Regions from separate parts of the Mus musculus genome. Here region 2 is linked to region 1. A link is a loop called in an ENCODE intact Hi-C map of the cell type or tissue named here. Cell type or tissue: left cerebral cortex. All regions are shown on one strand. Each heading gives the region's core, and the rest is flanking DNA. Links, peaks and the distances in the headings are about the cores only.

Evidence for each region. A loop is a pair of places that touch in the nucleus more often than their neighbours do. Peaks named below come from ENCODE experiments on the same cell type or tissue, not always from the same donor. Only the 100,000 strongest peaks of a DNase experiment are listed, where the experiment ranks them.
Region 2: it touches region 1 in a loop (2.1-fold over the local background); 3 of 42 quality-filtered maps call a loop at or near these places.

Annotation. Positions count from the first base shown.
Region 1 is chr2:136,378,689-136,394,426 of GRCm38, forward strand. Pak7 (p21 (RAC1) activated kinase 7) reads right to left here and starts at 9,279. Exons shown (of 10, transcript NM_172858.2): 1 at 8,966-9,279. In left cerebral cortex, for the core only: a CTCF peak has its summit at 8,578; DNase peaks (open chromatin) are centred at 5,266, 6,478, 7,684, 8,612 and 2 more places; H3K4me3 peaks cover 3,426 bases; H3K27ac peaks cover 2,818 bases.
Region 2 is chr2:136,442,226-136,457,963 of GRCm38, forward strand. It overlaps Gm32546 (a long non-coding RNA gene), which reads right to left. Exons shown (of 6, transcript XR_866766.1): 4 at 6,867-7,007; 5 at 6,330-6,463; 6 at 3,035-5,041. Among named protein-coding and RNA genes, the nearest start is that of Gm32546, 36 kb to the right of the region's middle. In left cerebral cortex, for the core only: a CTCF peak has its summit at 7,248; DNase peaks (open chromatin) are centred at 4,298 and 7,245.

The DNA.
Region 1 (15,738 bases), core at 4,025-12,024:
CTTTGAGGGGATCTGATGCCCTCTGCTCGATGCTATACATTCAGGCAAATACTCACACACATAATAAAATAAAATCTTGTAAAAAAATTTAACACCATTATATTTCCTGGATAACCACAGAAAATTTCAAATTTTCTTGGGAATTTCAGTAGAATACAAACTGATCCTAGAGTTACTGTTTAGAATTTTATACTGAAGTTGTTTAAACAAAAAGTCCAGTATCTATGGTGTATTAAACTTAAAGATTTACAGGACATATTAAATGTCAGGTACTCCTGAAAAATGCCTAGAGTTGTGTTAGTGCCCAATCCATTTACAAACTATCCCTTTACTTTTGCTAAACTGTTTCAGGATACCATTTGCCTGCATCTTCTCTCTCCCGAGGGTAGAAATTTCCCTTCAAAGTACTATTTGTATCTGAGGATGTCAAATTATCCTTGCTATAGGCAACCCACACTACATCAGAGTGAATGAACTGTGTTAAACACAGCACAGAAAATGGTCATTAGAAAGGGTGATCTTCAGTCCTATCTGTCTCCAACCCTTGGATGATAGGCATTTTAGTTCTGTCTTTGTTGGGTTTAATTCCATTTTGGGAAAAGTCAATAATGAGTTTGCCAATCACGGCACCTGCCCTCTCTGGTGTTCAGTAGGGTAGACTAGACGTGGAGGAGGGATGATAACCCATAAGCATAGCCACCCATGTCCTGTGGCCAAGCCCTGAGCAAAGAAGCTTATGGATTTGGTTTGGGGAATTCACTCCCACATTTCTGGCAACGCAGCTTTTTTTTTTTAATTTAAATTCATTTATTTATTTGTTCTTTGTTGTTATTTGATGTAGATAGAGGTCAAAACATAACTTGCCAGACTTGGTTCCCTTCATTCATCACACGGGTCCTAGCAATCAAGAGGCTTAAACTCAGGTCCTAGATCTCGGCAGAAAGCACCTTTTACCCACAGAAACATCTTGTTCACCAACCCTGCCAGTTTTCCTAGACCTCTGATACCCGCTCATGGATTTCTTTTGCTCAAGCTAGGTGTTTTCTTTCATTTGCATGCAAACTTAGAGTCATTGCTGATACACCTGGCAGAGTCCCTGACACAACAGATAATCAATGGGTGCTGTGACATGAATAATCACAACCTAAGTGCATATCATCATCACATTTGCAAAATAGTGGGTTGTTTTATGATTTCAAAAATTTCAGAAAGGTATTCAAGGAGAAGAAAAAAGCAATATTTCTACCTGCCAGAGACTGTCTTTCTGTTTTCTTTCAATGTTTTTATAAACCTACGTAATATTTCAGTGTCATAAATTCATGTGTTATATGCAGTAAAGTTACCTGAGCATTCGATGTACAATTATGTCATTACATGATCCTCACAATGATCACATTCGATGTCTACATAGTAGCCCACCATCTATAAGACCTAAAATGTTGATATCATCCTTTGCCATTTAATTATGTATGCTCTGCTAATTTTGATGTACACTATAATGAATAATCTATTACCAAAACATTGTTGGCATCTACTTCCTTCTCAAAGACGAGATACAAATTAAAACAAGAAGTTTCTTTCAAGTAATATGAATCTTTAACAGCCTTTCAAATATTTTCGCCCTCATCTCTCAGAAGGCTTCATGTAGTCTTCCAACTACAAGCAAATGAGGATGGCTCTGTCAACGCTTCTCTGTCAGTAGTGCTGTTATTTTTTACAATTTTAATATTTGATACACATCTCACTTTTATTTTTATCTGCATTTCTATTATTAATAGCAGGAAAACAAAATAGATAATTCCACTTGACTTTTATATGTCTTCCTTTTGAATTATTTGTTTAGCTATTTGGACAACAAGGGTGATGTCGATCATTTAGAACTTTTGCAATAATACTTCAGGGTATTGTTTTATTAACTGTCATGGTTGGCATCACTACTGCTCATATAGTTTAAATGTGTGTATCTACAAAAAATACATAATACATATTTAAATCCATATTTTGTTTTGTGATTCTTTTCAGTGGTTTTATATTTAAGAATTCCTTCACATGAAGATAATTATGTATTTTCTTATGGCTTTGCTTTGCAACTTCCCTATACACGTCTCAATATAGTTGAAATTTACCCTGGAGTGTCATGTAAGCAGGGGTGTTTAGCTTAATGTTTTCTGTAGAAGCAGTCTATTTCCTTGAAATTTTTATCATGTACTCTGTTTGTTTGTTTGTTTGTTGAATTTTTTAATGATTTCTCCATTTTTCTTCTAAAACTGTTTTGAGCCTGTTTCCAAGCTATTCTTTTGAACTGATACATTTATAATTTATTTTAATTGTACCATGCTGTTATTGTGTACTTAACGTTATTTCAGTAGAGGAAAATAAACAACCATCTCTACTCCGTTCTGCATATACCTACCTATAATAGCCATGACTTTCAAGCACATCTATGATCCTCACTTGACCATAATCACACACTCTTGAGTATCCTCACGTACCTTTAGTCTTTTTGTATCTATTTACTTCCATCATCCACAACAGTCCTGCAGGCCCAGCCACCCCCCTTTGATATAATTATCTTCTACTTTAATATATAGTAAAATAATATGTTCAATAATAATGATGATGATAATGATGATAGAACCATTTGGTTGCATTCTACTAATTCCCCTATAAAAACTGTATCATAGATTTGGGAAGGAATAAAACTATATAATAGACTTGGGAGGAGAATCACTATTTCATAATGTTTATGTTTCTGAGCACAAATAAGGAATGGTTTTCTCCTTCCTTGTTTCTTAGTTTTATGCATCTTGAGAAAAAAATTTCACAGATTTCTGCATAAATATTTACATATTCCTTTTTACACCCAGGTAATCTACCTATGAACAATTCCTATTTTTTATAAATAGTTTATATACTCATGGCTGCATGAATAGTATGATTTTTCAATATGTCTTCATCATAAAGTGGTGATATTTGGTGTAGCCTTTCACTTTTGAGATGTATTTTATAATCAGCCATATTTCTTAAGTCATTTAATTAGTTTCTTGGGTTTTAATTCATTCAACTCTGGCCCAATCACTTATAACTAAAAAATCAGGGCACGCTCTGATTTTTGGCTACTTGCATGAAAATTTTCATTTATGAATACAGATTAAATGATATTTTATTATTTTATAGAATAACTTTTCAAGAGGATATAAAAAGGATGTGAACCTACAGCTACTTTAGGTATCAAAAGAATGTGGCAGATTCTTACACTGCACTGTGCTGACTTTTCTCAAGCGTACAGTGTTTCCCAAACAAAAGAATTATGTAAGACAAACTAAACAACAAAAGCATGCATATATAAAAATTTTGACTGGAATATACCAGGTGCTTTTTCTCAAATAAAAATCAGTTCCTCTCTTATATCAATCCCAACAACAAAGAGCAAAGTAGTTTCAAAATAAAAACAGAGCTCATATAGATTGGTTCAGAAACTGCACATTCTTCTGAAAAAGAAAAAAACATCCTTTTTTCCTTTTGCTAAGCATAAGTGTCTTATCTTGAAAGACTCCTTAATGATAGATTTATCAAATCATCAACATACTAATGATATATGTCATGTGATGTGTTCTTGGGAAGATTGGATAATCCCAGTGAAGATTCTGAGGAAGATCTTAAGAGAGTTTGGTGCACAATCCAATATCAGTAATTAATTGTATTATTGTCACATAATGTGATTATTTATTAGTTTCTAGAAGGCTAAAGACCTGGTTTGCTGTTGTCTGAGACTGAGCATGACATCACACCCATGTGACACATATTTGCAAAATATTTATTGATGTAGTTTTCCAAAATTCTCAGTTGCTAGCAAATACTCATATGCAGTTAAGTGTTAGCTAGCTTAAAATGGATTCTTAGAAAATGCATTTATTAAAGTCAAGAATGCTCCTCTTTTAAAGTTAGAATGAGGTTCTAAACTGCTCTTTTCATACTAGTAAGAAAAAGTTTCTAAAAAAATAATGTCTTCAAATTAGTACAGAAAAATGCTATGATTCAGAGCACTCCTTCCTTCACTCATCCATCAGACACAGATTAAGCAACTTCTGCATACAAGAAACAAAATTAATGGACATTCATAGGAAGTAAAAGACCAAGTAGGTAAACATAAATTATGACAGAAACTATTACCAAAGACAAGAAAAAAAAGTATTGCGAGAGCTAAGATGATGAGGAAGAGGTAAAGTAGGTTGAATTGCAGAGCAAAAGAAATGAGATATTGGACACTTATGACAGCAGGTCAAGGTGACAGATCCAAGATGCCCATAATGAGACTGAATAAATACGGTCCATCTCTAGATTTTCTGGATGCCCACAATGAAGCTGGACAAGTTTGGTCCATCCCTATCATTTCTGGAAACTGTAACAAATGTCTAGGTAGAATTTTATGCAAGGAATTGATATCACCCTATTTTCTGTAATAGGTTAGGGAACAACCAAGAAAAAAGAATCTTCTTAGGAAGTTGTACTCATGATCTAGGGAAGAGAATATGGCTTTGTCTTTTATAGTAGTGTCAGAGATGGCAACATGTATTTTAGAAAAAGATACCAAAGCTTCAATTTTTAAGACTATGTGGCACTTTGGGCTGTTCAGGGCAAAGGAAATGGAAGTGTCAAAGGTGATGCCTGCTATTCTGCTTAAGTGATCTTCATAAACTGTATACCATTTATCACAATAAGAAAAGCAAAGCAAAGCTGTGGTATTAGGGGAATCTAAGTGACATTACTGGACAACAAAATCCAGTAGAGATAATCCTGTTAGGGTTCTCCTTGTTTCTTAACCTATGGTACCTAGTAGGTGCATTATTGCCCTGATATAAAGTAAGTCCATTGTGTATGAGTGAGTGAGTGAGTGAGTGTGTGTGTGTGTGTGTGTGTGTGTGTGTGTGTGTGTGTGTGTTGTGATGTGGTGTTTACAGTTTAGGAAGTAATGGGTTTTCGTGTAACTTTTCTAGAAGGTCTTTGATGCTAGTTATTCCTCCCCATACCTTCTGTTCTGCCTTCCTACCCAGGACCAGATATCACCCTCCTAAAACTCAGTAATCATTGAAGAAGGGGAACAGAGAAGCTGTGAGTGACAAGGAAACAGCCCTTTTCCTGGCACAACAAGACAGTTGCACCTATGAACTTGCAGCTATTGCAGCAACAGGAACAAGACCTGCAAACGCTCAAGCCATGAAGTGGGGAAATGGGCAGAGTCCCAGCCCTGCCTGAGGAGATATTGGAAACTCTCAGTTGCTGACAGAAGTAATGCAGTTTTCTTAAATGGTGTGGTGTCTGGTAGCTGTAAACTCTCCAATGCACAGCAACACACCCAATATATAGGCAGCGTAAATTAGACTTCAAGGGTTATAAAAAAATTGGAACAAAAAATTTGAGTGGGAATGCTATGGGGATTGGATCTAGGAGGATTGGTTATAGTCAAAAGACAGTGTGTGGAATTCTTGAAGAACTAATGATTAGAAATCATGAGAACTAATTTTTTAAATCCCCCACAAAAAATAAAGTGATAAAGAAGGATGAGGAGGATAAGGATGAGGATGAGGGGGAGGGGGAGGAGGAGGAGGGGAGGAGGAGAAGGAGAAGAGAAGAAGAAGAAGAAGAAGAAGAAGAAGAAGAAGAAGAAGAAGAAGAAGAAGAAGAAGAAGAAGAAGAAGAAGAAGAAGAAGAGCTATAAACAGTTGAGATAACTCAGGAGGTAAAAGGTGTTTGTCATCAGACCTAATGACCTTAATTCAATCCTTGGAACATACATAGAGAAGGAGAAAAATTATTTCTGCTAGTTGGCCTCTGACATCTTCACATGTGCTACAACATGTACATACATCCCACACACAGAAACACATAGTACATACATATACACATACACATACACATATACATATACAAACATGCTTTATAAATACCACCCTCCATTGGATGGCCCTAAACCCATGAGTCTATAGGCAGCCCAAACTCTCTCTTGTCTCTCTCTGTGTCCCTGTATCTCTGTCTCTCTATGTTTCTATGTCTATCTCTATCCCTGTGTGTGTGTGTGTGTGTGTGTGTGTGTGTGTGTGTGAGAGAGAGAGAGAGAGAGAGAGAGAGAGAGAGAGAGAGAGAGAGAGAGCATAAATTTAGAAGGAACATGGAAGGATTTAGATAGAGGAGTGACAGAGTGAATAAGAAGAAAATACATTATGTGCATATAAGAAAGTCTCAAGGAGCTAATAAAATGTATATCTATAAATAAAAATAAATATATTAAAAAGAAGAAAAGGTGTAGGATTTTCATTTTTTTGCTGTTATGTTGTAGGTGTTGTTGATGATGATGTGTTTTGACTTAGTAATATAGCCCAAAAGGGAGAAGACGTATGAAATTCCTCAGCACGTATAGAAAGCCTAAGTCCCACTTTGTTTCAGTTTTCATGTAAGTGACTCATGGTGACGTGTCTATCACCCTTCCCTTCACTGTCACACTTGGGAACACAAAATTCAGATAAGTTAGTTACATTAAATATCCCATGCCAGCAGGGTTTTTGAACCCATACTATTCTTCATATTCTGAAACTTGATGGCATAGTATTGATCCTATCATTGTTATTAGAAAAGTTAGTAAAGTAAGTTAAATTTTCTCTCCCCTAAACTCAATGACAACCCTGAACTTGTCCATGTGACCTACTTTACAAGTCTGATCTTTGCAGTTGTAATTGAATTAAGACAAGGCTATAGTTAGCTCTAAATGATATAGGAACAGTGTCCTTACATAAAGACTGAAACATGGACAGGAGAACAGACACAGAGAGGAGAACACATGGACATGAAGGTAGAAACAGAATAACGTGATTGGGGTAAGGTATGTCTAAGACTATAAGAATCACCTTCTCCTAAGAGCATCAGAGGATTGCCATGCTAACACTGAGATATTAGACAGAAAATACCCAGATCTGCATCAATAAATTTCTACTTCTTTAAGCTACCAAGTTGGGGGTGTATGGCTATGTCAGTGCTAAGAAATAAAACAATTTGGAGTATTTCAGTAAAAGTAAATTGAATTTGACTTGCATAGCAAATACATATAACATGGGTTCCAAACACATACATGTCCTTCTCAAAGAGATTTCCCCATGCCCAGTTTCTTTGTATTATTATTAATGTCTACATCTATCCATTTATGTGGGCTTTGCTTTGTGAATCACAAGTCTTTGTTGCTGATACATTAAATCACTTCCACAAAATCCCACACCTAAATACGGAGGAACCAGAGTTCAAATTTAGCTTTATCTCATCACTAAAATGACACTGTATTCCAGAACATCTGTCTCTGGTGCCTGTCCATTGCAGCATATTCTGAGGATGTAGGAAAGGCATTGGCAACCTCGGCTTTCAATGCCTACAATCAAAACTCACGTTTGTTAATTAAATGATAAGTTGCAAGGACTGAGTACAATCAATCTCTTATTCACAGAGGAACACGAAGTTTATTCTACTACAAGTATTGTCAATGAACTTGCCATTAGCTTCTACAGCTTTCATTAGAAGTTCTGCTTTGCACACGTGTATTCAAAGTCAAGGTGTTATCAGATTGGACACTTATAGCTTTACTCTACTTAAATTCATTTCCCTCCTGCAGTCTCTGTTTCATTATCACAATACTGACTCATTCTTGCCACCTAAGGAGATCATAAGAATAAATAGTGTAAGTGCAGAGGAAAGTATCTAAACTTCATATTCACAGACAGATGCCCAGCCTGAAAAGATAAAACAGGGGATGAAGGTGTGTTCTAAATTTACCTTTCCTCCCTCTCAGGGGGCTATGCTGCTAATCATAACAGATACAACTGTAAGGTGTCACATCTGTTGTTGCAGAATGTCAACTTTAAGAAGGCTTGTGTAGGAGGGACTTCTTCAGGGAGTAATGTGTCCATCTGTAAATTAAAGATGCTGCCTTTACACCAAATGCCACAAGAGGGTCTCTGATGTTTTGTGAAGTACCTATTTCCCCAGAAGTGTATCCAGTTTTCCAAGTCGTTATCAATTATTGGCCAAGACATTTTTTTCTTTACTACTCTAATATTTAAAAGATCTGTTCAGTTCTTTGAAAGGTTAGGGCTCCCTTAATTGAGATATGAATGCTGGCAAATTAACTTCTACCCTATCACAATGGAAAGCTCCAGACACACTCGGTTTCAAAACGGATGCTCACATTTGTGCCCTAAACTGGACACTTGACAGTCCTGAGACTTTCCAAGTTTATCCTCTAGGAGACTGACATTGTACAGAATTTTAACCAGAGTTTGGAAGTGATATTCTCTTCCACATTCTGTCCACCAATGTTCACAAGCAGAAGTTCTTTCCCAATCCATTGCAACCCACTAAGCGAACAGAGACAAACAACAAAGGAAAACACAGTCCCATAAAGGTTCCGCTATTGCATCTGGTGGTCCACACCTGCTAAAAGACAAAAACCATATGGGAACCCTGCCCTGGCAATGCATCCAGCACTCCCTGGGAGCAGCAGGCACTGTCGTATCACCGGCAGGGCGTGCGCGAGTGCATACACAAAGAACTGCTGCTGGGCTTGCTAGCCTTTCGGGGTACCAGCAGACTCCTAGAGCTGGCATCCAGGGTGATCTCCTACGCCCTCCATCCTAGCATAAGAGCGCTATCCTTTATTTGACCGGTGAAGAGCCCAAGCTGGATGATATCGCAAAGATTGGGGGTTGGGGAGTGGGCGGACCCTGGATCCCTTGCCCATTCTCAGAGGTCCCCAGCCTTTGGCATCTCCTAGGAGATGCACAATCAATTGTGCTGTCATAGAGGTCTCCTTTCGCATCCTCTCTAGGCAAAGCCAGATGCCCGGTGTAGCAACCGTGCGCATCTTGGCAAGCGCCCCTTCTGGAGCCGCTACCCATAAGCCGACCTGCCCGGTGCTCCTGCCTACCTGGTGGCTGGCTGTCAGCAGAGAAGTCGCGGTACCTCATCTGCTTCTCCGCTGCTGCTACATCTGTTATATCGCTCCAAGCGCCATGTTCCTGCTCTCCACGGGCGCACGCCAGGGAACTACTACGGCTGGGAAGGGGCAAGGGGGGCGGGGGCTAGAGGAGGGGGTGGGGGCAGAGTCAAAGCTTTTTACTCTCCTCCCAAACCTCTCCCAGCTACTGAGCATGCCCAAGCCGCCTGGCTTCGCCCCTAGGAGGACTGTCCGCTGAGACCACTCAGCTGCTCCGGGTTTTAGGAGCAGCCCGCTGTAGGAAAGCTGTAGCAATTGAGGGGGGTGAAAGGGGGAGTGTGGAGGGAGTGTCTGCACGCCCGAGCTGGAGAAAACAGCCAATCGGATCACACTTTCCTTCTACCATCCCCCTGCGGGCTACTCCCGCATACCCCTCCCTGAACATCCCAGTTTGTCCAAATTTTCTATAGGACCTTTGCAAAGCCGCACTACATCAGTATGCTAGCTAGTCTCTTTAGCATCACCTGGTCCTGTGCTTCGCAAACTTTAATGAGCCTTTGATTTAAAATACAGATTTGGATTCAACTGCCTGGTCCTGAAAGTCCCCGTGCCATTCGGCTGGTCCTCTGAAAGGTCAGGAGGTGCAAGAATCCAGAAACATCTTCTATAACCTCTAATTGGTCATGGAGTCTTTAATCAGCAATGGACTTATCAGCCTAAGGAGTTACCTTCAGCTTTTGATGATAGCAGCGGTTCAAGGGAGGATGTCCCCTGGGATGTCATGCCTTTCCTGGAAAGAGGCTTTGTAGGGCACACACTGAAGACAGCATAAAACCATTAGTTTGATCTAGAATTAGGAGTTTCGGAGACGATGGGCTCTTGGATCAATTCACAATCGCTTTGATACTTGAGACTAGGAAACTCGTGCTCAGTCAGTTGACCTGTTGTTGACCTGTTGTCCAATTCAAGCCTGAACCAGTCTATCCTGACTGTCTACCTGTCTTCTCTGAGCCTGGGACAAAACCTGAGAGGTTCGATGTAATGTCAAGGCTGGGCTTGACAGTTGAGACTGACTGGTCTTTTGAGAGCAAAAGACCACAGGAGGTATCGGTAATATTGAGATTAGTCACTGCCCACATGAAACCAATCAATTCACAAAACCAACCAAGAGACTTTAATCTTGGTTTTGAGAGAGCCACATCCTTCTTCATCCTCAGAGATCTCTAGATTGTCCTTATGAGAATATAGTGTCTGATCCTATAACTGAATAAGTCGGTTATAAAACAGGGCCAGTTTGCTAGTGAATAGTAGATGCTTATCATCTCCTGTCCCCGTGGCTTATCTGTTCACACACTACTTTCACTGAAGTAACTTATATATCAAAACAGAATCATGGCAGGAGCTGGTGCTAAAGATATTGCCACAGCTGTTAAGAACTCATGTTGCCCATCCAGAGGTCCCAGGTTCAGTTGTATAGGGTGGGTCCGAGCTGTACGTGACTCTGACTCCAGTGGATCTCACACACTCCTCTGGTATCAGTGGTGCCTTTTTCCACCTGGTACACAAAGAAGCATCCAGACACATATATACACATAAAAATAAATCTTTAAAAAATAGATCACAGAACAGATAGATGGTCACTGTTCTCCACTGATGTTTCTAAGTGTGAAGGACATATGTATCTTGGCCTATCAAATCCTATTTTTCCCATTCATATGACTAAAGTCAATAAATTTATCAATGCTTGAAACTGCTCAAATAGCCCTACCTCACCTCTCACCAACTGGATTGCTGTCCCATGGCCATTGGCATAATATTTTCTATTCTTTACTTTCCCCTATGTGGACTTGGACAGATGCAAATGACAGGAAATATTTTATTAAGATGAAGTTTACTTGTAGTTTTAGTATCAATAAAAAGTGCACACACTGCCAAAGTGAACTATATAATCTGAATAATATAATTTTATATTATAATTATGCCATCATGAATAGCCATGAAACAACTGATAGAAAAAAATCATAAATGAAAATCTGCTCCAAAGGAAACTACCAGGCTTAGATGGTTTCACTAGAGAAACGCTCTAAGTAGTGTAAAATACAAAACAACAAAAACAAAACAAAAACTATTTTCACACAATTATTTCCCAGAAAGCAAGAGAACACATGGCTCAACTAATTTATGAGGCTATAATTTCCCTGACACCAAAACCAAATAAACTTAGTAGAAGAGAAGTCCTCTAAACAATATATCTTATAAACCTACAAACAACCATTCCTGAGAGCTGCAGGAAGGGCTGAGTATCCTAGTACAGGTCCATGGTCCCAGCTACTCAGGAGGCTGAGACAGGAGAATCATGAATTCAAAACTTGTCTGAACTAAAGAGTGACTTAAAGGATCATTCCCACCCAAATGAAGAAGGTACTAAAAGCTTTTAGCTAACACTTATAACACCACACATTTTATCCCAAACACCAAGAAAAAAATATTACCTTGAATCTTACAGTGCATAGAGAAAATTATATATTATCTCTACATAGATGTATGTCAGGAACTCAGGGCTGTCTTAATATGTAAATAGGCATCAATATAATCCATCATACAAACTCAAAAATCCTATCAAATTATACAGGAAAGCATTTGAAAAAATGATACCCATTATTGAATAAAGACTTGAAACTCATCAGGAACTGAGGGAGGGAATTGCCTCATTTATAAAAGGCATCTACAAAAAACAAAAACAAAAAACAACAACAAAAACAAACAAAAAAGCAAACAAACAACAACAACAAAAAACCTCTAGTGAACTTGCCATTTAAAAAAGAAAGTAAAAATAGTTTCCTCCTAAGATTCAGGAAAACTAAGAAGAGACTCATCCATCATCTCTTTCAACATATTACTAGAAATTATAGCAACTGAAATTAGGCAAGAAAAATAAAAGACCCCGAGTTATGAAGGAATTAGTAAAATACTTTTTACATGCATTCCACTGATTGTGCTCTTGAAAAGCTAACAAGGAAGCTCCAAGACAGCTCTTAAAACAAAAAGGTAAATTCTGTAACATTCCCCCAAATTAGCTGTATCTCTAGATATAAACCATGAACATTTAGAAAATTACATGAGAAACACAATAACAAAAACAACAGAATGCTAAGACGATTTAATAAAATCATTCAGGGCTCATATTCTTAATATTCTTAAATTACAACATACTAATGAAATCAAAGACCCAATATATAGATATTGTACATTCATATATTAGAAAGCTCAACCTAGTCAAAAAAAATGTACTCTTTATACTAAATGAAGTGACATTTTCAGTGACATTTCTATATTAACATTGAAAATTTTTGGTGACCTGGACAACTTTATCTCAAGTGTATTTTGAAAGATAAAGGTTCTAGACTAAACAGTACTGAGATTGTAGTTGTCTTAACTAGAAAATCATGTGAGACATTTAGATACCAAAATAGAAAACCCAGAAATAGACTCACACAAGCATGAACTATTACTATTAACAGCTGAGAGAAGCCATTCCGAGAACAGCATTCCTGCCATATGCTGCTGCACCAAGAAGATGTGCATGGACAATGAAGAGCTTGAACCTCCTATAACTAGGAGCATGCGCAGCTGAAATAGTGAACATCTTCCTCTAAGATCGGGACAAAAGGATGAAAACAAAGACATCAATTTTACTACTTCAAAATTCTGTGTGGACAGCCAGGAGGATTAGAGTCCAGAATTGGAAAAAAGAAAAAAGTAAACAACTTTTTTTTTCATAGAGTAGGATCTTATATATAGAAAATCTTAAGGTGTGCATGCACATGCACACATGCACATGCATATACACAGAGACATATAGACACCTTAAAATTAATACAATTGCTAAAAGGTTCAGGATATATAATTAACCCATAGAAGTCAGTTGTATTTTATATACTGACTGTGAACAACTTAAAAGGAAAAATTTTTAAGACAATCAGCTTAATAGTAGTTTCAAGAAGAATAAGACACTTAGAAATTAAGACTAGACCCATTAAGAAATATAAAGATAATCCATGTTCATGAAGCAGCAGACAATGCAAAGACTACTCCAAGCAATCTACAAGTCATCCTAAGAAAATCTGAACAATGTTTTCACAGCAATAGAAAAAAAAATATCCTAAATTTTGTAGAAGTCTGTGGAGATCCTAAATAGCAAACACAATCTAGAAAAATAAGAACAAGGTTAGAAAACTTAATAAAACTCTAGTAACCAAAACAATTAAAGAGAACATATAAACCAATATCTAGACCAGTGGAATGGAATGCAGAAATAAACTCTTGTACATGTGTCCAGTAACGGTTAACAAGGGTATCAAGACCACGGAAGAGGAAAAGAGCAATCTTGTTGACAGATCCTGCTGAGAAAGCTGAACACCCACATGCAAAATAATGAAATAGAACTCTAGAGCAAGTATGTAGAAGACACAAATGAGTAAAAGCTAGAAAACATACTGAAGAAAACATGATGAAATCACGACTTTGGATTTAGCAACTGTTTCTTGAATGTGACACCAAAAGAATAGGCAAGACATGAAAATTGGTTAAACTTGAGAACATGGAAATGGAAATCTTCTATCCAAAGAGCACAATCATTGTTGAAAAATCTTCTTACCAAGCTGAAGAAACTGCATGCAGATCATAGATGCAAGAAGAGATTCATATTCAGACTAAGACCCCTTAAAGTAAGCAACATAAAACTTATTCAAAGGGGGGCAGAAAATGAGATTCTTCCAAAAATGATACGTAGATATTAATAAGCATTTAAAGTGGCATTCAAAGTCGCTGACCAAAATATGAAATAATTTAAACTAAAATCCATTAGCCAAAACAGAACAAAATGTAAGAATAATTGGTGGGAGTGTGAAGACGCTGGAAGGCCTGTGCAACAGTAGTGAAAATACTAAGTTGTATCATTTTTATGAAAATTAATGGTATGTTTCCTTACAGTTTAAACAGAATTGGTCTAGGATTGATCAATTCTGTTTTGGGTTATATATTCATGACCTTAAAGAGATGTAAAGATGTGCATTTTAATGCTCATAGCACCAGGCCAAAAAGTGGAAACGACCTGAATGTCCACAGAAAGATGCATGAATACAAAAATTGTGATATGAACGGACATGGTCCCATTCCTCAGTCCTGAACACGCAAAAGATCCGATACATGTGACAGCAGTGAGTAGCCATGGAAGCATTCTACAAAACAAAGTAAGAAAAATAGAATATCGTAAATACTGCATGATTCCGTTCATATGAGATACCTAAATACCTAGTCAGATTGATGGAGACAGAAAGTAGATTGAAGATTAACAGAGGCTGTGGGAAAGAAGAATTGAGGATCTATGGTTTAGTAGTATAGAGATTCAGAATGTGGTAGTTATAAAATGCTGAAGATGAAGAAGGTGATGCTTATAAAAATTCGTGCATGAGTACACCCAGCTGTGTGGTACAGGAAGTTCTGAGTATGAATCCCCAGTACTGTAACTAATGACTTAACTAAATAAATTTCTGAATAGGAAATAAAAAACAAAAACAAACGAGCTCTCAGACACTCCTAGGGTTTAAGTTTCTAAGTGATACAAGGAATAACTGCAACGAGACAGGGAAAAGTCAAAGACAGAGTGATGTCTAAAACATCAAGACTACCTAGGAAAACTGTACAGAGAAAGAACAACTAACAAACATAAACCAGCAGAATAGTAACATGAGGGTAACTAGCACTAAAACAAATGCATAAAACTGCCCAGAGAGAAAGACCAGGGCTGTACTGGGGAAGCCAAAGGGAGTGTTGGCTTCTACAGGGTCAACTCCATATTCAGGTCCTCAGAGACACCTTATTTAAAAGATTCAACATGGAAACATTTTGGTTCCAGCATATAAAATAGACAATGATATATCAGAAAGAAGAGTTCAGAAATTAACCTTAATTTGTATAATAACTCCATTTCTAGGAATGGTGACATAAATCACTGTAGAGATGAATCTCTAGAAGTTAAAGGCAGCTAAATTTCTAGAATTGTGTCTTGGGGGCTAGTAGCCTCAAGCAACAAGAAATTACTTTATCTAATTTAGTGAGCTCCATCCTTTTGCTCAAAAGGAAACCCGTGTACTTCCAAGGCCATGAGTCTGTAAAATCTGTATGAACCCCCACTTGAATGCTTTAGGTCAAACCTCACTCTGGAGCATTTGAGAAAGTTGCAACATTCACTGCCTATGTCTAACAGCTTAGAACATATGAGATAAGGCAGTCAAGAAAACAGGGCCTTTGACTGGTGTAAAAGTTGCCAATATGTATATATAATATGCCAAGTATACGTAAGTGTTTCTATCCCACTGAAATCCCTGCACACTATTGAGTACCAGACTTTTCTGTAAGAAGAACATTTTCAACATTACTGTGCAGGACTGTCCCCTAAAACATTCCTACATCATTAATTCTTTCTTCAAAGATGGTAGATAAATTATAACCTCATCTGGTATCTCTGGATTGTCACTGGGTCATGTGTGGGCCATGAAAATCTTTCATGTAGTAGAGCTGGCATTGCGGAGTGCATAACCAACTTCTTTGGGGTACACAGCTCCCCCTCTTGCTTTGCACAGATCTGGTGGTTGAGAGAGAAATAGAGAGTTGATCGCTTTTGAAGCAGATATCACATGCTCACACCCAGTACCAGGTTCCCTGTCCATTAAGCCCAAATTGTGCTCATTTTAGCTTGCTCT
Region 2 (15,738 bases), core at 2,853-10,852, 62 kb after region 1:
TTTCATTTCAGAACTCTGACATTCAAAAATGATCACAATAATACTATAATTCAAGAAAGAAAGTGCTTGCACAAGAATGAATTGGGTTAAGAAGATAATGGAGTGACAATTAGGAAGAGTAGCAGCAAGTCAATGCGGAAAATATTTTATTATAAGTCCTAAAATAAAAGAAGTATGTAAAGTTTCATGCTGCTGCAAGTAAAAAGTTAATAATGATGGTAATGACGGTTAAATCGTGAATAGAAAAATCTTTGCTTATTATATAAGATACTGTATGCTTGTTCCTTATGGTCACTTCTCCACCCATCCAACTCCAAGCGTTCTGGGGATCCATCCCATATATAATCACTAAATCCAGACACTGTTGTGGATGCCAAGAAGAGCTTGCTGACATGAGCCTGATATAGCTGTCTTCTGAGAGGCTCTGCCAATGCTTGACAAGTACAGAAGTGGATGCTCACAACCATCCCTTGGACTGAGCATAGGGTTCACAATGAAGGAGATAGAGAAATGAAGGAGCTGAAGGGATTTGTAGCCCCATAGGAGGAACAACAATAAGAACTAGACAGCACCCCCAGAGCTCCCAGGGACTAAATCACCAACCAAAGAAAACACAAACATGTGGTGGGACTCATGGCTCCAGCTTCATATGCAGCAGAGGATGGCCTAGTCGGGCATCAATGAGGGGAGAGGCCCTTTGTCCTATGAAGGTTCTATGCCCCAGTATAGGGGGAATGCCAGGGTCAGGAAGCAGGAGTGGATGGGTTGGTGAGCAGGGAGAAGGTGGAGGGGTGTTTTTCGGAGGGCAAACCAGGAAAGGGGATAACATTTGAAATGTAAATAAAGTATCCAATAAAAAAGAAAACAAGCAGATACTAACAAATCTACCAGAATTTTAAAAAAGAAAGAGAAAAAGAAAAAGAAAAAGAAAAAGAAAAAGAAAAAGAAAAAGAAAAAGAAAAAGAAAGGCACAAGAAACACATGTATATAGTTAGACAGTCAGGTAGACAGACACACAGACACACACAGGCACACACGCACACACCTACACACAAACACACACCTACACACAAACACACATACCACAAAATTGGGAACATAATATGCAAACAAGAGAACAGTAAGGTAAAAGATTCTTAAACAGAGCCATATGAGACAAACCAACCAACCAAACTAACAACAAAGAGTATCTCCACACTCCTCCTGAGTTTTGTTGGCCTTCTAAGTTCTGGGGACAGTTTTGCTTCCTAGGTCTCTCAATATCCTCCTAGGACTAACACAGAAAACTGAGTAAAGAAGTCCACTGGTGACAGTGACAGATCAGAAGCCGATGCCTCCTGTGAAATCCTACCATGGAGTGTGCTTGCCTTACATGCCTAGTTTACAAATGGCCAAAGTGAGTTTCTAGTGAGGGCTTTAGGCCTTTAGGTGAGGTCTGGGTATGGGGCCTGTCCTTAAGTGTGGTTTACATCGGGAAGTGGACAAGAGCTCTCATCCCTAACCAAGAAGCTATCTCTAAGTGACAACTGCTTACAAAGGAAAACAGTTTTCTCCAGTGAAGTCTCACTAGGTATAAAAACTAATTGGATGTTTTAATAGTTATTTGCTTGTAGAATCAACAACTGAGGCATCTTTTCTGATGATCTGTGTGTTTCAAAACAGGTAATTATTTAATTTGTGAACAAAAATTAATTTTCAAACACATTTTTACATCTTCTCTTAAATGACTGATCAAGAAGATACAAAATTAGCAAAATCTGCAGCCGTGTGCACAGTGCTGAAGGTGTGGGTGTGTGTAGACCTCTTCCTTCAGCTTTTAGCAACACTCTCACAGGGAGAAACTGAGGATCTCCCAGGACTAAAAATTAATTAGACCATTTTCAGAAGCATCTTAAAAGTATAAGTTATGAAGTTTAAAAAGGCATTAGAAGTACATTAAAATGAACTGTGTAAAGAGCTACTAAAGTATTGTACTCGTTCTATAAATGAGGTCATAATGTTTGTTTTGTTTTGTTTTTAATTATGAGAAATAATCAGCACTAGCAGGTTTCTCTTCTGGTGAGAGCTGTTTTCTTCCAGAGCTGTTTGTTACGTCTGTTGATATTCATTTACTTCAGGCATATACTGTTTAGGGAAACTCAGCTGCATTATTATCATGCATAGTCTGCATAGTTTTGAGCAAGCTCATGTTTAGATGTGTATATGTGTGTTTGTGTGTGTGTGTGTGTGTGTGTGTGTGTGTGTGTGAGAGAGAGAGAGAGAGAGAGAGAGAGAGAGAGAGAGAGAGGAAGAGTTTTTGTGAGAAAGAATAATGTGTGAAAGAGAGTGTTTGTGCATGTGTGTGTTTGTGTGTGTGTGTGTGTGTGTGTGTGCATGTGTGTATGTTTGTGTGTATTCATGTGTGTCCAGAGAAAACAAATCTCCATTTCTGATGTGAGCACTTGGGATTGAATCCATGATACCATGAAAGTGAATCATATGCTCTACGCCTCCATGCCAGCCTGGGATGAGTAGCATCCTACTTCGGCTCCTCCTTCCCTTTGTCTGCATTGAACTGGCAAACCGTGTTGTATGATCAATTTTCACCTTCAAGATTCCTTCAGCATCCAAACATGTTTTGTCTTGGGAGTCTAGTCTCTTTTCTTGGCATGAAACCAGTTGAAGATGTTTACTTTAATGATCCTATGGCTGTTAAGTACTGCCAGAAAAGGGTTGGTTTGTTCATTCCGTTCACATCCTTTTCTCAGATATGGAATTATTTGACTACCTTAAATCTTTGAAAGTCAATTCTGACCTTAGGTAAAAGAGATTTAAAATGTTTATAGCACCCCTGTTCTCATAAACAAGTCATCTCTATCCAGCTCTGAATGGCACTATGCCTCTGTTTTTTGTTGTTGTTGTTGTTTGGTTGGTTTGGTTTGGTGTTTGGTTTTTGGTTTTTTTGAGACAGGGTTTCTCTGAGTAGCCCTCGCTGTCCTGGAACTCACTTTGTAGACCAGGCTGGCCTCAAACTCAGAAATCCTTCTGCCTCTGCCTGCCCAGTGCTGGGATTAAAGGTGTGCACCACCATGCCTGGCTTTGTTTTGTTTTGTTTTTCTGCTTTGGTCTGTACCTCAGTTCTCGCTACTAGATCCATATTGTTTTCTTTCTCAGGAACCTACTTCCAAAGTCTCTCTAGGGTATCACAGAGTCTATCCTTACATTGCTTCCACCAAAGGCAGATTATTAATGTCTGATTGTCTTTGCCTATGCTTCTCATTTTACATCCTGACTACGATTTTTAAGCTAGTTTTCTGGTTTCTACATACAAAAGACCCCTATTCCACTAGAATCTTCTCTTCTAAATAAGCTGTGTTGCCTTGAGGTTTCTAATGTGCTTTGATTGGTAGACATACTCTAAGGTAGATGCTGCTTCTAAGAGGGTCATTTGTTAAAGAGAATCTTCCATTCACTGAAGAGCAGTTAAAATGGTGAATATTACATGTGCCTATTGGCATTGGCTGCCTCCCTTGTTTTACATGGTAGTCACATGTAATGCGTGTGCATGGGAAAGTCAGGCATCACAAAGGTATCTCAGTTATACGAGAAAGGAATAGATAGTCAATACTACAAAGAGGAGATCCAGCAATGGCCCCTGTAGGACCTTTATGTGCTGGGATCTAATTCCATTAAGAGGTGCTAGTTTAAGCAACTTTTGTAAATGATTTTGCCATATTAAAATAAATGTGAAAATGAATAAGAAACCTAAATGTTTTCTTTTGGAACAACTTAAATTGAAGATAATACAAGTAGTGAGAAAACTATCAAGAAGGATATAGCATCTCTCCTACTCATAATGAATGAACTTTCTCCAAAAGACATGCTCCTCTCAGAGAGTATGGAGGCTTGTTTGGGTTAATGAACTGTGCTTGGGGCTGGCTGTCATAAGATGAAAGACCTCATTAGCTCAGGAGTAGAGCCATATAGGTAGAGTGAATGCTGAAATTCATCAAAGGGCGTGGTGCCCTTCTCAGGGGGAAGAAGTGGGGAGACATTTGAGAAAACACACAGTTGCTGTTTTCAGAGAGACTTCTCCCAGCTTGCAAACGGATTGGTTTCATTGCTCAAATGGGTTTGGTTTTGAGCTCCCTGATCCAGATCAAATGCAAACTCTGCCCCAGCAGGTCTGGGGTGCATCACAAGAACACCTGGTGGTTCTAATGCTTCCATTTGGTACATGCTGAGAAGCCCTGACCTAGCTCTGGATGGGTCCATTTGTTTCTGGTGGATTGAGTTTAGCCACATTCCCGTGGCCAGCTTCCACCAAGTCTTTCCCTGTTTGGATGAAGCTGTTTTACTTTCACTGAGAAGAGGAGGGGAAAAAATTCTACTGCAAAACAGCTGATCGTTGACTTGAAATGCAAATATAGTTCCCCAAGTGGCAATATGTAAATGAATTATCATCAGCAAACTGAACTACAGGCATGAAAAGACTCTTCTGAAAAGTACTATTGAAGAAATTTCAGGACTCCTAATTACTTCTTCCTTTTATATTCCACCTACTTTGCACAGCATAGCTAAATCTCTCTTCCTGGTGAACTGTGCTCACATCTATAGGACCCACTGACTCTGTTGATTTAGGGATTCAGTTCTATACCAAATTGTACCATCATTTATATACCTTGTTTTCATCTCGTTTTTCCAGTGACTATGAAGCACTCAATAGGGCAGGAATAGTAATAATATCAATACCTCATATATTAATTAACATATACCAAACAGCACAAATGCTGTTTAGGCACTGTACCTATATTTAATACTTTCAACTCTGTTATCCCTGTTTTACATAGGAGAAAATTTAGAATTAAATAGACTAGATGACATTGCATGGGTAAAGGTTGTAAATTGGCGCACAATGTCCATTATCCACTTTTTTCCATGTACTGGAACTGCAGCATGATTTGGAGTAGTCATATAGCTAGCTGACACTCATGCCTCTCTTGAAACTGATGCAGCCAGAGGGTAGAGTGTAGCCAACCACAGGCAAAGAGCGTCGCAGAGCCTGAAAAAGGACAAAGAGAGCTGAGGAGAGCAGAGTGGCATCTTACTAGAACAGTACTTTCTTGTCGAGTTCCTGACTATTTGACTATTTCTTTTCTCTACTTCTCATCGCTGATGGCTTACCATTCCAGCAGCCATCTTGCATGACGAGATGACCTTGATATCCCTGATACCCTCCTCTACCTACAGAAAAGAGAGTTATAACCTACTGTAGGTCACCAGCTATGTGCAAGGGTACATAGAAGAGGGCAACTGAGTTGCACATTAGCAATGCTTACAGCAGCTGGAGAGGGTGCCCCGGTACACACATCAACTTGCAGACAGTGGATGGTCCAAATGCATTAACCACGCGTCTCCTTCTTTTCACCCAGGGAATATTGTTATTTTTTTATTGTTATTTTTTCCGGATTTTTTTGGCAATGGAGAATAATAGATCTTTAAACATGATGAAGCCACATCTTATGGATGTATGGGGATATTATAACAGAGTCTCTCTTATACTGTACAACACCATACACCCACAATCCCAACACAAGGGAGGCTAAGCTAGGAAAACTGCCGCAATGTCCACCTCAGCCTGGGTGGCATGGTGAGTTCAAGGGCAACATGAAGTACGTAGCTCCTTGAGCTATATGGTAAGTTCTAGATTCGGTAAATAAACAAATAAACAAACCAACAAATCAGTCAAAACACACATGGGGCTGGAAAGAGAATAGGATGCTCCGAGCCCTGATAGGCCAGGGGAGAGTGAGACAGGGGCTGGGAGGCATCTTGTCAGTACATCACTCCAGCTATCGTGCGTCCTGAGAAGGAACTTTAAAAGATAGACTTATCTGAGTTATCTCAGCTGCTGTGCCCAAAGCAAAAACCAATCAATTGAACAAGTAAACAATCCCAGCTTTCATACAGACTCCTGGAAGTCACTAGCTAAGGGCTTAAGGTAGCAATTGAGTGTGTTCCAAAGCCAGGAGAAGATGCCCAGGAGGTGAGCATGATACTAACATAGAAGAGTAAAGCCATTGTAAAGTCCATGCATTTACATTTCTCTGTAAATTTACTCCAAACAAAAACTAACCAACAGAATGTTCCCCCAAATGACTTTCTTCCTCATTTTGGGTTATACAATATCTGGGAGCTCTGTTTATGACCTTGAATATCCTCTCCGAATACATTATCCATATAATTAAAAAATGACTCCTTAAGTAGATGACCGGAGTGAGGCTGAGCCGAGTGAGCTGAAAAGATAGCAATGGAACACTCAGTTACAGGAGAGATGAGTTGATTCATACCTGATTCAACTTAGTCTAAACCATGTCCTTTCTCTCCTCTCAGCTCTGCTGTCACGCCACCCAAAGTGGGCATCATGGATGTTTACTTGCTTCGTGAATTACGTTCCGTAGACATTATTTGGAAATGGCTGGCACTGGGAACAATTACAAATTAAACTGGGTATTTGGATGTTACCTAGAACCAAAGGTCTATAGAATTTACTGCTCTGGACTGGGGCACTGGGGTAAGGTTGTAATGTGTGTCTAATTGTCACTAGCTTGAACATATCCTCCATGGATCAGATGTGATTACTACATTAGAAAATAATTTAAATATTGGTCTAGTACACAAGTGTTTTGTTATTTTATGCTGATATAGAAGCAGCAATAACTGACTGATACAATGGAAGACACTGAGCACTTCCACATAGCTTGTTATTTCTTAGTGAACAGCGAACGGAGCCAATGTTGAGGTCAGAACCAGTGCAGTTGAGCAGATGTATTAACACTAGGCTGAAGAGGGAGCCATTTAGTTCTTAACATCATTGTCAATATTACCTTTAAGGATCTCGGTCCCTGTAAGTCCAAACCAGAGCAGAGTGCATCAGTTCCTCACCCTCTGGGGGAGTCAAGGCAAGACGATCCAGGGAGCAATTTGATCATTTTGTGTAGACACACCTGAGTTCTTCCTGAGAAAGACTGGAATTTGTACGTTAAAACAAAAACAATGAAAAAGTTAAGACAAGTTTTAAAGTTCAGGAATGAGAATTCCTACATGTTCATCCAGGGAGTCACAAGTTCAAAGACATTCAAGGAGAAAGGGAATTTTAACCATTCTGCTAATTAACTGCCTTCATTTCCATAAGGACTCTGGCAATACCTTGTGAAAAGGAGCTTGGTTCAGGTTCATTAGTGTGATCAAGAGAGCCACCTTTTGGGCATTGCTGACAATTACACTGCACTTAATTATTTTGTAGTTTCTCCGTGGCTGCCTACAGAATTAATACAGAACATGACTCACCAGGTTTCTTGAAGTGGAACAAGACCTGAGTCTTTGAATTTTTATCAAGCTCTGACACAGACTGAAGTATGTAGATTACTTCTTTTAATCATAATCCACAGATTTTTGCATCTTGAGAAATTGTTTCATGCTGAGAACTTCAGAAGAAAATTTAAACTTCTTCATTCCAAAAATTTTTGATATCACAATCGTAAAATATTTGTGATAAGAAATTTTTTTTAAAAAAACCTGAAGTACACAGTCATCAACCTCATCTGCAGTCCCCATTTCGTTGGTTTCAGCTCCCAGCAGTCAACTTTGATTGAAAACTTGGGAAAATCCAGCAATAGATAATGTGTGTGTTTTAAACTGCATTCGATCTCTAGTATAGTGAAATGCCAGGTAATCTATTTCTGTCCTACCTGGAAATTATCAGATCATCAAGAACTGAATCACCCTTTTGAGCAGAATATGTACTACCTGCCTGGTAATTACAAAATCCATAGTTGCAGAGTTTTAGAGCTTGTTTTGAAGACAGACATACTGTTTCTACATAACTTTTATTATAGTATATTATTATAGTTGTTTCACCTTATTATTAGTTATTAATATTCTGCCATACATACTTTATATTACACATAATAATAGGAATGAATGGGAAAGCAAGATAATATAGAGAGTTTGAAACTATTCAGAGCTACTGAAGCATAGGTCATATAGACAAGAGGTAATTATATTATAAAAACTAAATGGAAATGATTCAACATTGATCTAGTCAAGAAGTGACATTTTACTTTGTTTTAAGGCAGCACTAATTACTCAATAAATGCTCATAGGAAAACAGAAAATTATTCTCAGATTTGTGGTTCATTAAGTTCCTGTCTAGATTAACATTTCTAGACACTGGAAGAACAGGTAAAAACTAATATGTGGTGACAGTAAAGACAGGTCTCACTTCTCAGCCTTTGGGTAAGATTATAATTGACTAAGAAGATGCACAAGGGACCTTTCAAAAATGATGTAACTGTTCTAACAGGGTTATTGTCACAAGAATCTAAAGGTACTGAATTTGATACTTGCAAGCTGTGCTTTGCTCTTAGGCAAGGTGGATGATTGAATTCTCTAGTGCTAGAATTACAGATTTTCTCTGTCCTAGGGGCGACTCCTCAAGCTTCTCAATTAAACACCACCAGAATCCAGGTCAAAAAAGGTTCTGTTCCATGGATAGATCAGAAGTTGTTCCAAGACAACAGAGAAGCCTGTGCACTGGACTTGATCGTTTCGGAATATGTCTATGAAAAAAGTCTTTAATGATGACTATAGTAATTTCAGGCAACTGTTGAAAGCACTATGCTGGCTAACTGCAGGTTCGCAGATCCTGTGGCACTACAATCACATGAAATACTTCAGACAGCAATAGTCCCTGAGCCTCACTCATAGGTTCTGAGTGTAAGATCTACAGGAGGTCTGTGTAATTCCAGTACACACCAGGATTCCATATAGAACATTTTCTCAAAACCCAGACCCAGGAGCATCACCAGTATACACCACAAAAGTGTTCAGTCAACAGGTTCTCCACAGCAGGAGTAAGGATTAAAAGGAAAAATGACAGTTAGGCAACATTGTAGCATGATCCCAGCCAATTCTGAAACTGAAGACAGGTTTAATTTTTTTCAATCTGCTTTTATACCATTTTAATTACATGCAAGTATTAAGGGCAAGCTGTACAATAAGGAGCTAGCAAGGCAGTAAGCAAAGTCCCGTGATTACTCCTGTGACAGTTGTTTCCAAGGGCTTGTAAGAATGACCAAAATACCTGAGCCCACTTCCTTGTCCAAGCCCCAGATTTGATTCTTGCCTAAAGCCTACTTCTTTTGTTCCACCCTAAGATAAAAATTCCTGCCTTAACCTACTTCCCTATTATAGCCTAAAGTTAGATTTTTGCCTGAACTTTCTTATCATGCCCTGATGTCAGATTCCTGCCTGAGCTTACTTCCTGGTCATGGCCTAATATCTCATTCCTGCCTGAAGCCCATTTCCTTGTCCTTGGCCAAAGTCAGATTCCTGCCAAGCGGTACCCCCAAAAGGTTCTCCACACACATGTATCATCAGCATTTTTAATGAAAATGTTTAGTAATTTCCTTAAGACATCTGATGTAGAAGTTTGGACTGGGGTCAGCTACCCACATCTCAACAAGCCATACTGGTGATTCTAATGAAATGTACAGTTTTCCCACTGACTTAGAAAATTTCTTTTACGGTTTTAGAATCCAGTATTCCTCAAACTTAGTTTTACAATCCTATGGTTTTGAAGATTACTCTTTTATGCTAGTATTCATTTTTATCTTAAGTAGATAGACATATCAGCATGAATATCATATGAATAGCTCAGTGTTCTGTAATTCTTTCTCATCTTCTCAAATCCTCTAAATGGTCATCTCCCCTGCAGCTTATTACGTTCCTTTCATTACCTATACATTTCGTGCTGAATCGACTTTAACACTATCTTTCTGCTCCTCGATATCCCCTTATTGTGCTGCAAAGCTTTTACGTTTATTTTCCAGCAGAGCTTGGCTAAGCCCAGTGAGAAACCTCACACCCTTTATTTGTTCTTGCAGCCTGCACCAGCTGACACCTCATCAGTCAGTGTGGATGGGAAATGGCCTCAATCTTTCCAGCTATTGTTAACGAAGATTATATCCAGGAGAAATATATCATCTGTCATCTCTGATTTATTTTATCTTCTCACACTGGTGATTTGGTAGTTATTTCAGCTGCCCAATGCAATTATTCAAAAGTGTCAAGGTTATTTATTTTGTAAACAAGAGTTTCCTCTAGGTCTTTGTGAATTTTATAACAAACTTGATTATAAGAATGTTTCTAGAAGTTAGGAGTTGTCCTTGATCCTTGACTGCCTGCAGTCACTGTTCTAGGCTTCTCTTAAAGCTTGGGGTTTATTCCCTTGAACCTTCCAGAAGGTTGGATTTTATCTTTCTTCCATAAGAGCTTTAGCAAGATTTCTTTTTTTTTTAGATTTATAATTTCATTTATTTTTCTTCACATTGAATGTCTCTGAAGATTCCTTGGATATATTTGTATTATTTTCCAGGACTCCTGCTTTCCAATACCTCGTTCTTGTCCATGCATCATCTTCCTTTATGTTTTATAAGACATGGTTATTCACATCCAAAAATAAAGTGCAAATGCATGCTCTTTAATATTTTATTCATTAGTCTATCCAGGTTTTTGAAAAGATGGCTCACAACTGTACTTCCTCAGAGACATTTACTTTCTATCCTGATCCCCACCCTTCCAAAGGTCTTTGATGCTTGCATGATCTTTTCATATTTATTAAAGCAAATTAAGATATTTTTAAGTTCTGCTAAATATTGTGCTGTTAATTATTATATTTTCATCATAGTAAAGAATATTATCCTTGAGGTGAACAAAGTTTCAACTAACTATTATTAGTTATTTATTCAAGAGGCCTTATCATGAAAATCATACATGGCCTAGTGTTTCCAGAGACTGTAGTTTGCAGAATCCAGAATCTGTAATTTTTACCTTCTATGGAAATGGCAGATATAATCACCAAATGCATGAGGCCTCTTCTGTGCTTGTTTCAGTGTTTGCTGTCTCTTGGCTTCCAGAGAGCTGAATAGACTCTTCTACTAGATGTAAGCCAGTTGCCAAGTTGTTCTTTGTTTGGGGTCTACATTCTGTAATGGCATCTTAGTTTTCCATCCTTGGCCTTGTTCTCACTTCATTTCAATTCTCAGGACTCACTTTCTGAACTCCTTTGTTCTTTTTGCCTTATTCCTCCTAGACTGCATAAGAATTTTCTTCTAAACTGGAACTAGAAACATGTAGCCTAAGGACCGACCTACCAGCTATTTTCTAGATAAAATTATACAAGAATATAGCTTTCTCCGTTCATTTAAATATTGTTATGACTACTCATGCCAGAATTCTGTAGTTATGATAAAGACTGTGTGGCCCAAAGAAAATAGTTACAGTCTGGCACTGTACACACATGATTTGCAAACTTCTCTTCTGAAATTTTATTAATGGCAAGTGCAACTCTTGATGCTAATGATAAAAGTGACAAGTGACCCCTGCCAGGTCATTCTTGGGTTCAGTCTCATTACTTTGTCTACAGGTACTGTCCATTTCCTCCCTAGTTTCAATGACAGGATGTCAATTGAGAAACTATTTGTGTTCTCATTGAAAGCCTAACAAAACTTTCTCTCTATAAAGTATCAAAGCCCCATTTCCTCTAGGGAAACAAACCCGGGCTTTATCTGTAGGCAACAGTGACATGCTTAAAATAACTGTGCACATTATTAGGTGGACACCAAAGAGAATGAGAATTTAAAGCATGTAATTATTAATTTTCCACATTTTTGCACCTTACAAAGCACATTTTCTTCTAAGGATATATAAAAAGTAACTATGGAAGTTCTGATACAAAATTAAAATATAAAACTTCTCAAAACATCAAAATGGAGTATACTGTGCTCACAATGCAGTGTATTACAAAACTAGTCTTCAGTGATTCTCAACTTTCCTAATCTGTGACCCTGTAATTCAGCTCTTCATGTTGTGGTGACCTTCAACCATAAAATTGTTTTTTATTGCTTGTACCTTACTGTAATTTTGCTACTATAATAAACTGTAGTAAGACAACAACAAAATCTAACAAAAATGGTCTTAATTCTCTGAGCTTTCCTTACCCACGCCCTTTCCAAGGTGACAGTAGCATTTCTTCTGTGAGATTCTCCAGGCTGGTGACTCTGCCATGGCCTTGGGGTTAGTGTTGACTGATTGAACACAGCAAACTTAAAATGTCAGTTCTGAACCTGGGTCCTAACAATCATAGATCCTGACCATGACTAGAAAACCAAGCCTGCAACAGCTTGTCATATATAGGAAGTACAGGAGAAAGCTAGATTTTTTATTAGATATTTTCTTTATATACATTTCAAATGTTATCCTGGAAGTTCCCTATACCCTCCCTCCGCCCTGCTCCCCTACCCACCCACTCCTGCTTTTTGGCCCTGGCATTCCCCTGTATTGGGGCATATAAAGTTTGCAATACCAAGGGGCCTCTCTTTCCAGTGATGGCCAACTAGGCCATCTTCTGCTACATATGCAGCTAGAGATACGAGCTCTGGGGGTACTGATTAGTACCTGGAGGATATCATCCTTAGTGATGTAACCCAATCACAAAAGAAGTCATTAGATATGCACTCACTGATAAGTGGATATTAGCCCAGAAACATAGAACACCCAAGATACAATTTGCAAAACACAAGAAAATCAAGAAGAGGGAAGACCAATGGGTGGATACATCATTCCTTCTTAGAATAGGGAACAAAATACCCATGTAAAGAGTTACAGAGACAAAGTTTGAAGCTAATACTAAAGGATGGACCATCCAGAGACGACCCCACCTGGGGATCCATCCCATAATCAGCCACCAAACCCAGACACTATTGCACAATGCCAGAAAGATTTTGCTGAAGGGACCCTGTTATAGCTGTCTCGTATGAGGCTATGCCGGTGCCTGGCAAATACAGAAGTGGATGCTCACAGTCATCTATAAGATGGAACACAGGGACCCCAATGGAGAAGCTAGAGAAAGCACTCAAGGAGCTGAAGGGGTCTGCAACCCTATAGGTGGAACAACAATATGAGCTAGATTTTTAAGATCAGAGCCATCCTAAATCCCTAAATCAACCACAGGCTGGGCTGCCAGTAGACCAGATTCGGAAAAAGAATCATAGGCAGAAACATGGAAACCATCTATTCAACTTGCAGAAATAGTAAACAGATTACGTGTTACACAGCTTGTTAATCAATAACCTTTTAGGAAGACCTTGTTGAATATACACAGAGCCAGCCAGGATATCTGATAAACTTGATGTCTACTGTACATTGATACTGCTGTTCACATTTCTTGTCTTTCTTTTGCTCTTCTTAGAAAATGATAGTTTTATAATGGCCCCTTAGTTAATAATGTACCCTATACACTTCCCAAAATTTTTCATTTCAATGTTTATTCTTTACTCAAGCTAAGTAAATTATTAACAGAATATTAAATATTTTTCTTCTTAAGGGACCTCTGCATTCTAAGCTTATAGATGTTTAAACTTTATGTTGACATTAACTGGTTGGAGCTGCTGTAACAAAGTACTAGAGGCTAGGATAATTAAGGAACAGAAATGTATTTTGTCAGTGCTAAAGGTTAAAATCACAGGAGAATCAAGTTTGATAATCTCCAAAGTGTCTCTTATCTACTTGCTAGATGACCTAAGTGTGTTCATCCCTCCATAGGTGTCTATGCCAAAATTACAGTTTTTGTAAGAATTCCAGTCATATGAGATTAGAGCTCAATGTCTCGTTTTAACACCTTTTAACATCCTGGCCCCAAGTACAATTGCATTCTCAGGTATTAGAGTTTAGAAATCCAGATTATGAATTTTTTGAGAGGTAGGGCCACAATTTGATCCCAAACCATGGGCTTTTGTGAAAACCTTTCAGGAAAATAAATGAGAACAGAAGAAAGCTTCTGAGTGGAAATTATCTCAAAGCGAAAGGCAATCAACATGAATGGAGAATACATGACTAGAGACCTCTTTTGCTCAATACAGAGCAGAGTGCCTGACCACCACAGTGCTATTATTAGGAAGTTTCCCCTATTTTTACCATCAGAACTCTTATACATTCAAGTGGAATAAGAGACAAAATTGGGATTTTTAAACTAAACTAGCATAACATAAAATAAGGGCCATACTCTTACCTCTCAAAAATGCTAGCAAAAATTGGGATCCACACAGAACAAAGTAATTAGAGGCTGCTCCTGAATCATACCCAGGAGCAAAATGTGAAGCCTGGAAGAACTCTGCAGATCGTAAGTGAAGTCAGATGAGAAACAGCACCAGCGTATAATTTGCAAAACATAAAAAATGCAATATTCTCATGAGTATTAACAGTGTGTATGTCTGCCATAGCAGCATCCAGAAATGACAGGGTGGTAACACTGGGCTGAAGGAGAGTGGAAATGCCTGAAGCACACATTCTCAGTAAAAGAAGGAATGTCAAAATAAGGTTGTTAATTATATACAGAGCTGGTTAATGGCGACAGGGTTATCAAATAGTCCAGGGCAGAGACCATCTGTAGCTTCCCAGTCTCTAGAAGTTAATATTTAACATTCATGGAGTTTGGTGTAGGCCAAAGTAAACAGTGAATTAAATGAGTTGTGTTATACTAAAGATATTAAGTCTAATATAGTAATTAAATATAATGTGGCTTTTAAAATTTCAAACTGAATTGTTTAAATTTATATATGCTAAACATCCAGTTCTTTCTGTAGTATTAATCATATTTAAAATACTCAAAAGGTACTTCTGGGTGATGAATGCCAAACACCTCACACTTTCAACATTTTCATTGTCACGAGATGTTCTGTTGGACCACACGGTACTAGAACAACAGATGAACTGCAGGCAGTTTGTTAAAGAATGCTCTAGCAGGGGACATGAAAGTGGTTCTGGGAAATTATCCCTAATTGTAGGAGCTATGGCTTGCAGGAACTGAGAATTGTATCAGACGACTCTGGACACTAAGCTTGTGTAGTGAAATATACAGATGGCTGCTATAGTAAAGTTGTATTTTTCCTCAGTTTCTTTAACTAAACATCAACCTGACCTGACTCAGTCTCAAAGCATCCTACTACATGCACCTAAATGCCATGTGGTCTTGATACTGCCCACATAGATCTCTTACTCTATAAATGGCTTCCCACAATTAAATCTGTCCCAAAATTAATTTTGCAAATGTTTAGTTCCCTTCACAAATTTAAACTGGCTCCAGCAATATAATAACATGGTCCAATCTACTTTAACTCCATCCAGAGGAATATAAGTAGATGCAAAGGAAACAAAATATAATTTTGAAATTTAGCATTAGTTTGTGCATTAAAAGGAACAAACTTTCTGTGGTGGTAGGAAAATGTATGTGATCCCTCTTACTGTCTACAATCAAATTCTGATTGTGATTACTCTATAGAGTTGTGTCCTAAAGAATTTTCTTTTATGTTGGAAATATTTTATTGCCCTACATTTTTCTGTAGAAGATATTGTATTATTTTTCTCTTAATAAAAATAATATAGGGTTCCGGGACTCAGCCGAAATTAGTCTGCACAGGTGAGAGTGTGCACCACAGAAGCTGACAGCTTCTGTGACAGGACAAAGCAACACAGCTTCTGGGAAAGGTCCTGGTTTGGGCCTTCATCTTCCGCCAGGAAAAGGTCCAAACACCAGATATCTGTGCACCTTCCCTGTAAGAGGAGAGCTTGCCTGCAGAGAGGGCTCTGACCACTGAAACTCAGAGGAGAGAGCCTGTCTCCAAGGTCTGCTGATAGAGG